Linked DNA regions of Mus musculus: region 1 is linked to region 2. A link is a loop called in an ENCODE intact Hi-C map of the cell type or tissue named here. Cell type or tissue: left cerebral cortex. All regions are shown on one strand.

Region 1 (5,000 bases), 270 kb before region 2:
TTAGGTCTGTGAGACAGTTCTAAATGCTCATACCAGGGCCTGTCGAGATGACTCAGTCACAAGGATGAGGATTTAGTTGGGTCCCCAGCACCTATGTATAAAGCTGAGTGTTGTAGTGTATACTTCAAATCCAAGTTTAGGGGAGGTAAAGATAGGAGGATCCAATAGAGAGCCCCTGGACTAACAGTCTTGCTGAATTAGTGAGTTCTAGGGTTAGTGTCTCAAATGTGGCTTACGTGGCTTATCATATGCACTCACATACCCATACACCCACACATCCATGTGCCCACATACAAATATATGTACCATGTATATGCCATACATACATATACTATACATTGCTTTACTCAGTTTTGGCAGCACTTCTTTATTAGGCTTCCCTGGAAGACCTCTACAACCTTCTTCTTGGATTCATTTCTGTAGTGTAGTGGTTATCTTGTTCACCCCACATGGCCTTCTTCCTGACATTCTATTTCCATCTGCCCTTAGTAATTTTCTCAGCCTGTGTCTACAGGTTCCTCCTGTCATAAAATGAGACCGAGAAGCTTTTGAAAGAATCTGCTGCAGATTGCTGATTAATACGTGTTACTCATCACCAGCTCATGCGACATGGCAAACCCCCAGTCACAGGAATGTTCTAGGTCTATAACTGAACACACACAAAAAATGGAGCAGTCACACCCTGTACTCATGACTTCACAGGCTTATTCTGAGAATTAGTGAAGTAGCGATCATAAATAACTGCTTAGGTTCTGCTGTGTTATATATAAATGTACCAACTAAGTATAGACTTTTCTCTAGCTTAGGCCTTACTTGACACTGTCTGATGGCTGATAGTTAGTTTGTATTATAAAATAACAAAATGTACTGGTGGAACCTTTATGTACAATAAAGGTAGAAACAATAGGTGAGTATACTGAACAAGGTATATGCTTCATAAAATTTTGTACAGAATGTTGAACTATTTAGATAGACCTATCATTCATAAGAGATTTATTGAATGATTTTAAAGTTCTTTGAGATGTGTATGTGTGTGCTAGGTAATCCAAGCTAGGCTAGAGCTTGTTATGTGGCTCCTGATAGTCTGTAAATCCTAACAATTGTTCTGCCTCAACTTTCTGAGTATAGACATTAGAGGATTGTTTCTCCATGCCTGTTTGCAGAAGGTTTTGCTATTCTGAGTAACAAAAAGAACCCTGTATCTGATTGATTGCAGGTTTACTGACTTTTTTTCACATTTTCAGGTGGGTAGTATAATGTCACAGAAGGTAACTTGGAACACGGTGTTTTGTACTTGTACCCAGCATGACAACTGTTTCTCCCTGGGTGGTGGCATGCAAGGTGAGACAGTCATTTTTTCTAGAAGAATGTCCGTGGTGGTTATTCCCATGAGACATCCCCTAAACGACCTCTCTAGTTATAAGGTTGTTCAAAGACAGAAAAACAATCTCTCAAAAGCTGTGGAGAGCTGCAAGCAAACTGAAGCGTTCCTCTTGGGCTTTCCCACAGCTCCTCGGGTCTGAGGCTTCAGCTGTGCCCTCAACATCTTTCATCTGGTTGTCGTTTTGAAATGGCATGGGGCTAGAAATTCTTAGTGGAAGACACTAGAGATACTTGGTGAGATCAGTTTGACAACTAGTATGATCTCTAAGTGCTATTTGAGGTTAATTAAATATACAGTAAGGCATGCCCCTCCCCCTCCAAAACGCTATGCTTATCTACGGAATCATGCATGGATATCGGTCTCGGTCATCTGGCAAAAAACAGACACTGGGTTCCCAGTAGATTTTGATGCAGTGTTGGCAGATCACTCTTCCTATGCCCTTTTCCTAAGTGTGAGAGCTCCAGGGTGACCTAGTGCCTTCTGCCACACCCTAGTTCGTTCAGCTTTTATCTCTGGCAGGCATTCCCACCCAGTGAGGCTCCTATGATTTTACAGTCTGCTTCCCAGAGAACTCGCCTGTCAGAGCATTTTAACTGATTTGTCTGGTATGTAAAAAATCTGTTCTAGTTTGTAATTTAATTTCCCTTTTATTCCATCAAACTCACTCTCGAAACAGAGCCAGTGCCTGGAGTTTGTGTCTAGACAGCTGATTTTGCTATGTCACCCCAAGGGACAGGAATAGAGAACTGGACAGAATGAAACATACCCCAAGGGTGGTTACTGAGCCGATCACTGTAAAATCCTAGATCAAGTTCCATTACAGACTGAGTGAGAAAGCTATTCCAACTTCCCCACCCCCATCCCTTAATGCTAACTGTCCCCTACTGCTGTTTGCTCCAGTATTTCAAAGGCTCAATGGATTGTTGCTGACAACTCAATAATGAAACAACAGAGAATCCCTTTTAAGGAGAGAGGAGAGGAGGAGAGGAGAGGAGAGGGGAGGGGAGGGGAGGGGAGGAGAGAGCAATCAAGAGCAAACACACTGAAACTAGACACTGTTTTTATACCTCTGTACAGCTGGATCTAACAGTTGAAATAAAATTATGAGTCAAGAGACTGTGAAGTATGCCATTAAGAATTTACTAATTAAGTCAATTTTGAAATAAAAAGAAATCATAAAAAGAGATAATCCAACTTGCTACAGTGAGCTAAAACAGCCATTAACATTCTACAATTCTCAGTGCTTCCTCACCCTGTTCCCTTGGAGTTTTTAAGGGAAATCTAATAGAACATTACTTCTTTACTCATTAGAACCATGACTTGGACCAGAAAGTTGAGTAAAAGTGTTTCCCATGCAAGTCCAAAGATCAGCATACGTTCCATGGATGTCAAAAAAGACAGGAGCTGTTGGGGGTTGGGGGTTGGGTCTGGGGTCGCTGCAGTTATCACAACTGGTAGGCAAAGGAGCCAGGAAGATGGGAGAATGAAAGCTCAGTACATCATGCCTTGGCCAGTCAGACTGAATTAAAACTCATGACTGCCAGGGATTAGGATTATGAGCTTCATGGTTTAGTGAGATAAACTATTGCAATGAAAGGAGCACTGTCACTCATGGGCCAGTGTTACCCATGCTACACTGTATAGACAGGATCTACTGTGTTCTACACTGTTGAAAAGACTCCTTATGGAAAGGTGACTTCCTCCAGGGTGGCAACATCCTTCTATCCCTGGAAAGAGCTCTTCTGTTCCCACAAGTGCCAAGGTAGATTGCTGGTACTCAGTCAATATAATTGGATTGGATTGCAGGACATTGTGACATCATGAACTATGTTTTGTGACAAAGTAAACTGAGTCCTTGTTACTTGGAAATTGTCAAATACTTATATACAATAAACATAAAACTGTAAAAGTAGCTTTGTAAATCACTTCTACTTCATTTATCAAAATAGTTTTAGAATAATAAAAATAACAAAAAGTTCACCTTCTTATTGACTTATTCCTAACTCCTCCTAGTTTCTCTGCTTTAAAAAATGGTACATATTATGATTGGTCTTAAACATTGATAAACCCTGTAATTCATTACCTCCAAAATATCATTTGCTTAAGACACAAGTTAGTGTTGCTAATAATTAGATTACTTAGTTGCAATATTTAATTCCAGTTCTTTTTCTTTTTATAGCTTCAAATATTTGTATATCGTATTTCCTTTGTTTTTGTTTTGTTAAATTTTATATTGGAATAGGAAAGAATCATGAAGTAATGTATCATGTGGACTTGAACCGGAAGCGTAGGTGTGGAAGTCTTAACTTTCTCCTGACTGTTTACTTTGACCAAGGTAATGAATTCCCACAAACTTTAATTTTTTATTTCTAAAATGAGGAATAATATCTACTAGATTTGCAAAATTTATTCTCAAGAATTGTGAAAAAATATTTTTTTCTTGGCCAAAGATTTTAAAACATAAATGATAACTGTTATTATTAGAACATATTGTGTATATATGTAAATACACACACACACACACACACACATATATATATATATATAAAACTAAATAATAATGGTGTTTGTAAAGATCAGACTTCTCAATACTTATATATTTAAATATCATATCACATAAATAAAATGAGTACAATTCCATCCTATAGTATATGAAATGATTGAAGAAGTTATCCTTGAGAAAAATAATGAATTATTTTTGCTTAATACATTTTTTTGTAATCATTGGTTTTTAAAAATCATGTATTGGCAAATTTTGAGAAATGGGCTTTAAATAAATTAGTGATTTCTATAATAATAATAATAATAATAATAATTAGTAATAATAAAAATTTGGATAAAAATTTTGGGGGGGGGAAATCTCCTCAAATGGTGATTTTTTTTCTTTTCTGATTCTGAGAATTCTAATTCCAAGCTACCTTGATATTGCCATCTCGTGTGTCCCTTGGAGGTGGAGCAGGTGGTATGGATAACACCACAGTTAAACTAGGTCACCCCAGCTTTCAAAACTGTTAATATGAGCTGAGGAGAGGTGATTGCTATTTACATTTATAGAAATACTTTGAAAGTGTAAAACATGTCACGGATATTTCAATTTTTACCTCCTGAAAAAAGGGTCCCAGTCCCCCCTCAAAAAGTTCCTTCCCCTCTCCTCTTCTCACTCCACTTCTCCTTTGAGAGGGTGGAGGCCCACCTGGCTATCCCCTACACTGGCGCATCAAGTTTCTGCAGGGCTGAGTACATCCTTTCCCACTGAGGCCAGACAAAGCAGCCCAATTAAGGGAGAGGATTGCACAGACAGGCACTAGCTCTAGAGATAGCACCACTCTGGTTATTGGGGAACCACATGAAGACCGAGCTGCACATTTGCTTCATATGTTCTAGGGTCCAGGTCCAGCCCATGTGTCTTTAAGAGCCCTCAAAGGTCCAGGTTAGTTGACTCTGCTGATCTTCCTGTGGAGTTCCTATTCCTTCTGGTCCCTCAATCCTTCCCCCATATTTTCAATGAGTACCTGAGCTTCATTTATTCACTGGCTGTGGGTCTATGCATCTGTATCAATCAGCTGCTGGGTGGAGGCTCTCAGAGGCCAGTTATGTAAGGCTCCTGTCTGCAAGC
Region 2 (5,000 bases):
TACTGCAACTTTTCGATACAGTTCCTCATGTTGTGGTGACTACCAACTATAAAATTATTTTGGTTGCTATTTCTTAGCTGTAATTTTGTACTGTTATGAATCATACTGTAAACATCTGATAAGTAGGTCATCTGATAGGTAACCCCTGTATATGGGTCAGTCAACCTCAAAGGGGGTTGCTACTCAGACTGACTTAGAGCATCCCTTAGTTTCACCTCTTTTAACATGCCTTCCTACAAGATGAAGGGCTTATCTTAGAGGAAATTGCTAAATAACACTTAGATTAAACAATAAATAAGGTACAGAAAGTACTACACAAAGTTGATAATGTGAAAGTAGAATAAGAGGAGAAAAGTGGTCAAACAAGGGATGAGCAAAAAAGTCAGGGTGGGATGGTGAATCCTAGTTTGCAGACACACAATACCGGAGTCATCAGTAGAGTGAGCCGAAGGAGCATGCTCAGATTTGTAGAGCCATATCCCAAATTGTCTCTAAATATCAGTATCTTTTTATATTGTGATTTAGTCTCTTATGTCTTGCTATTTTAGAGGGATCTTTTTGTATGTCTACAATGGCCGACTCTTAATTAGTTGAGTCTATCAGTGGTCATCACAAAATGCTACATCAAAACAACATATTAATATAAATTTTAATTTGCACGCTTTTGAGGTCCAAACATACTTTCTGAGGAGGCTTTGAATCAGACAACAAGGGCTGAGGGAGACTGGATTTCTCCTTTAGACACACATGCAGGCTTTATTCCAACAGAATGACACAGGATCTGGCTCACTATCTGCACCGCCTGCTCCAAGATTTTAATTTTAAACAAGTGTGCCCACACAGGGACTGAAAACAAAACAGAAAAATGATGCATTAGACTTCCTTTGTGCTATTATGTGGCTTTTGAGGGTATGAATTGTTCTGTGCTAGCGATGTAGGTCACGGAACACTCCCTGTATTCAGGACTTCCTCTAATTTACAGCTTCATATTTTAGAAAACCATATTAATTTCACAGCTGTTTGAGTATGAACATTTTTTAATCTCCCTATAGCTCAAAGTTTTAGTGCTTTAACCCTGTAGAGCTTTCACAAAGTGTCAATTGCTTTGCATACCACTGTTCTCACTTAATAAAATACTTACATAACAAAACTTTCCTCACAAATTTTGTTTATGCTAAAATTAATAAAAATTTGTAAAAACTTGAAATTAATACAAAAGGTAGAATTTGTATTATTCCTGGATAATAACGATTCATTCATCGACTCCAAGAAATAGATAGTTATGGTTACAATTTTCTCAAAATCTAGCTTCTATAAACCAGAAGAGTCTGTATTGATATGATCAGTGTTAGATGGACTACTGAGTATGGAACTTTCCCATGACTTGGTGATCTTCCTTAGTCTACTCTGCCTTAAGCCTGTCCCCTTTCAGGAAATCTGTTCTCAGTCTTCTCCAGTGATGTCTGAGTAGGACACGGGCATAATAATAATTTCACCTCAATACATAAGATTGGAGGGGCAAGCCCTATTATGGGAAACAAGAACCATAAAAAGAATCTGAAGAATCACGGGTGAGGCATAAAAAGGGAATGGAAGTAATACATTGTCTTAGTCACACTTGATGGAAGCACGTCTTATGACAAAATGGGGAACAGATGCATGCAAGAGACTCATCAGCAGTAGCTTTCTGCCACTATAAGTCTTCCAGTTGTATCTACATGACCAGATGTTATTTATTGAAGGGATGCTTATTGAACCAGTGATTTGTTTGATAGTGTAATAGGCTGATAAGTGAGTCAGAATAGAATTAGGAGGTGCCTCAGCTATAATTAGACATAATTGCCTAAAATCCAGTGTTTTTATTCTTTTTCACATTCTTATTGGTAATTTCATTTATTTTCTTTTAAACAGTTATCCAACTTACCAGTTTCCCCTCCACAACACCCCTACCCCCTTTCCCCACCCTGGGCCATTGAACCTCCACAGGACCAAGGACCTCCCCTCCCATTTATGCCAGATAAAGCAATCTTCTGCTATATATCTAGCTGGAGCCATTGGTTTCCCCATGTGTACTCTGTGGTTGGTGGTTTAGTCCCTGGGAATGTTGGGGGGTCTGGTTGGTTGATATTGTTGTTCTTCCTATGAGGTTGCAAACCCCTTCAACTCCTACAGTCCTTGCCCTAACTCCTCCACTGGGGTCCCTGTGTTGTCTGATGTAATGTTTGGCTGTGTGCATCAGCTTCTATATTGGCAGAGCCTCCCAGGAGAGATCTATACCAGACTCCTGTCAGCAAGCTCTTCTTGGCATCAGCAATAGTGCTTCTATTCTTTAAGAAAGAGTAATATCTCTCAAGAAGCATTAGCAGAATTAAGGTGGCATCCATCAGTACACTCTGATCATGCTTTCTGACATCTACTGAGTAACAATAACCAGTACTGTGTCCATGTGTAAGTTCCTACTGAAATTCATAAGGGAGTGGAATAGATGCTTAGTGATTCTATTTTCTTAAGCTCTCTCGAGTTGGGTCACACCCAAATCAAAATTTGGAGCAATGCAAATGTCTGAGGAGAGTGAGAGAGCTTCCTGCTGGTATTTTCCCTCATGGATTGCTCTGGAACTGCTCCCTTTGAATTCCTTCCTGGCTGTGAAGATCACGTGATGACTGCATCCCTGTATAATGTTGGCTTGACAGCACAAAGATTTAGCAATGACATTTGCATTTGATAAAATATAAATGAGAAGCTCTCCAAAGAGACTGAGAAAACCTATTTTGACAAGTCCTTTTGTATCCATGCAAATATTACAGAACTGCATAAAGAAAAACACAATGGCCAATAAAATAGTTTCTCCTTAGGTTATTGTTTTATTACTTTAAAAGTACTGAGAATACAGTATGTAAAGGAAACTTGTATCGATCAGACCTTTCAGAGTTAGAAATCAGAGGAAATGGTGTGGTGGACATTAAGTAATGATTTTACTGCTTTTGAACATTTCTGGCACTTAGTGGTCAGCATCCTTCTCATACATCAAGACCAGTAGGAGTCATATGCTCTTTTATTTAATTATGATGGATTACAGGTTACCTATCAGGGCATGTTTAGATGAAAGTTAATAAAGCACATGTTTAACAGAGGACTTAGAAATAAAGCTTTACTGGATTGCTTTGAGTTGTTGAAACCAAGAAGACCACAAGGCAGACTCCGAAAACCAGAAAAATCTCAGCATCTAGACTTTCAAAAAACTAAAACTCCGAAAGCAGCTGAGACTTTAAGTCTGCCCATGGGCTATCTTAAAATTTAGGATTTCTGTGTGCTCTTTAGTTCTATGGAACATAGAAGCCACTGCCCCATGAAATATATTTTTGTATGGAGAGAAAAATAACAAGAGTCTCATTTTAGCCTATTTCAAAATGATGGACAAAGAATATTTCTTTAACCAGCTGATGATAAATCATGTATACATTTAGACCCAGGATTTTGATTTTCACTAGGTGAATAGAGAAATAAGAAGAAGAGATGATTATGACAAATATCCCCTGCAGATAGCTAGTTTTCTTATTATGTTTCAACTTATTAATGATAATCTATCCAACGGTGAATAATTTGTTTAAATTCCTATGACAGGCAAAGCTTTCATCCAGGAAAGACAAATGCTCCAATTGTAACTCAAAAGAACAAGAGAAAAACAATATCAGTTTTAGGGCAATTGAAACAAAGTATATGTTCAGAATAAAATACCTGGTATGGGATGGTAAAGAAGTGTTGAGAGGAAGCTGAAGCATGGAGTTGTCTACGGTGCAGTAATATGTGGTAAACAGTTCACTAGGCTAACATCTTCCTGCAGTTTGGGAATAGGGTGTGTGTGAAGACATCAGGTCCACACAGTCTTTGGCATGCCATCTTTAAAGTATCACTCTCTAATCAACTCTGAATCATCAACCGTGCAGGAGTGTTTATCCCTGTTGAGGTTCCGGATGAATGAAGTGGCATGGTTACCAAATGTTCTCTAGATCAAGGGAGTATGCTATATGCTATAAAGGAAATATTTCTAACTCGGCTTAAAAGAAGTATTAAGACTCAAGGAGGAACATATGCAATTGTATAAGCAGATCTTAATATTTTTCTCAACAGAAAATTGTTCCTTTGTGATGACACATTTAATAATTTCTCAATGACTTATTAACAAAACGGGATTAACCATGGACGAGATCTTTTCTGGTTGAGTAAGTTAAGGTGAATAGTTCCTATATTCAAATACAATATCATGTTTTTCTAAAATCACATTTATGTGTTAGTCTCCAATGAAAAAAATAGTATATCAAAAAGAAACTAAAATGTAATAAAATTTACTTATATTGAAGTCATGTTAACATGATTTCCAAACTAAGATGAAAGGGAATAATGGGTTAGAATTAATATATAAGGTTTATTTAAATCAACTTAACGTAAAATACTCAGAAATAAAAGGATATGAAAGGTTATTAAACTTAATTTGATTTCTGTGAAAACAGTATACTTTATATTAATTGAAAAATAGCTCATCAACCAACCTAAAAAGTTTCTTTTTAGATAGAAAATTAGTTGAATTTACTAAGTATTTGGAACTTTCATTAACTTTATTCATCCAGAAATTTTAAATCAACCCTTATTTTTTTTTTTTTGCCAGCGACTAGGCACTGTACTTTGTATTACATTACTTTAAAGATAAACTCCAGAGTTTTCTTATGACTTGGGATTAACACTGTAGAGGACACAGAACTCCTCAGTAATGCCTCAGGTTTAGAGGAGGACGGATAATGAGAATGTGGTCCATGATGGTTCCAATCAAGTGATGGATAGCAGTTGGCAACTGCATATATTTAAAATTAAGCCAATGATATTTCCAGATAAATTTGACCCGGGATGAAAGAAAAAGAGGAAGTCTCTAATGATTCTATATTGTCGGTGGGAAGTACCTGAAGGGGTGATTATTTACTGAAACTGAGCGGGGCATGAAAAGC

The links. Hi-C counts contacts between places; a loop is a spot of excess contacts. Peaks named below come from ENCODE experiments on the same cell type or tissue, not always from the same donor. Only the 100,000 strongest peaks of a DNase experiment are listed, where the experiment ranks them.
Region 1: it touches region 2 in a loop (2.6-fold over the local background); 2 of 42 quality-filtered maps call a loop at or near these places.

What each region holds. Positions count from the first base shown.
Region 1 is chr10:27,650,024-27,655,023 of GRCm38, reverse strand. All of the region lies in intron 1 of Gm30165 (a long non-coding RNA gene), which reads left to right. Among named protein-coding and RNA genes, the nearest start is that of Gm30165, 19 kb to the left of the region's middle. In left cerebral cortex, no CTCF peak of the experiment used is centred here; DNase peaks (open chromatin) are centred at 1,380, 1,734, 1,931, 2,155 and 2 more places; H3K27ac peaks cover 1,031 bases.
Region 2 is chr10:27,380,657-27,385,656 of GRCm38, reverse strand. All of the region lies in intron 4 of Lama2 (laminin, alpha 2), which reads left to right. Among named protein-coding and RNA genes, the nearest start is that of 4930579H20Rik, 6.7 kb to the left of the region's middle. In left cerebral cortex, a CTCF peak has its summit at 2,629; DNase peaks (open chromatin) are centred at 792, 1,580 and 2,579; H3K27ac peaks cover 2,430 bases.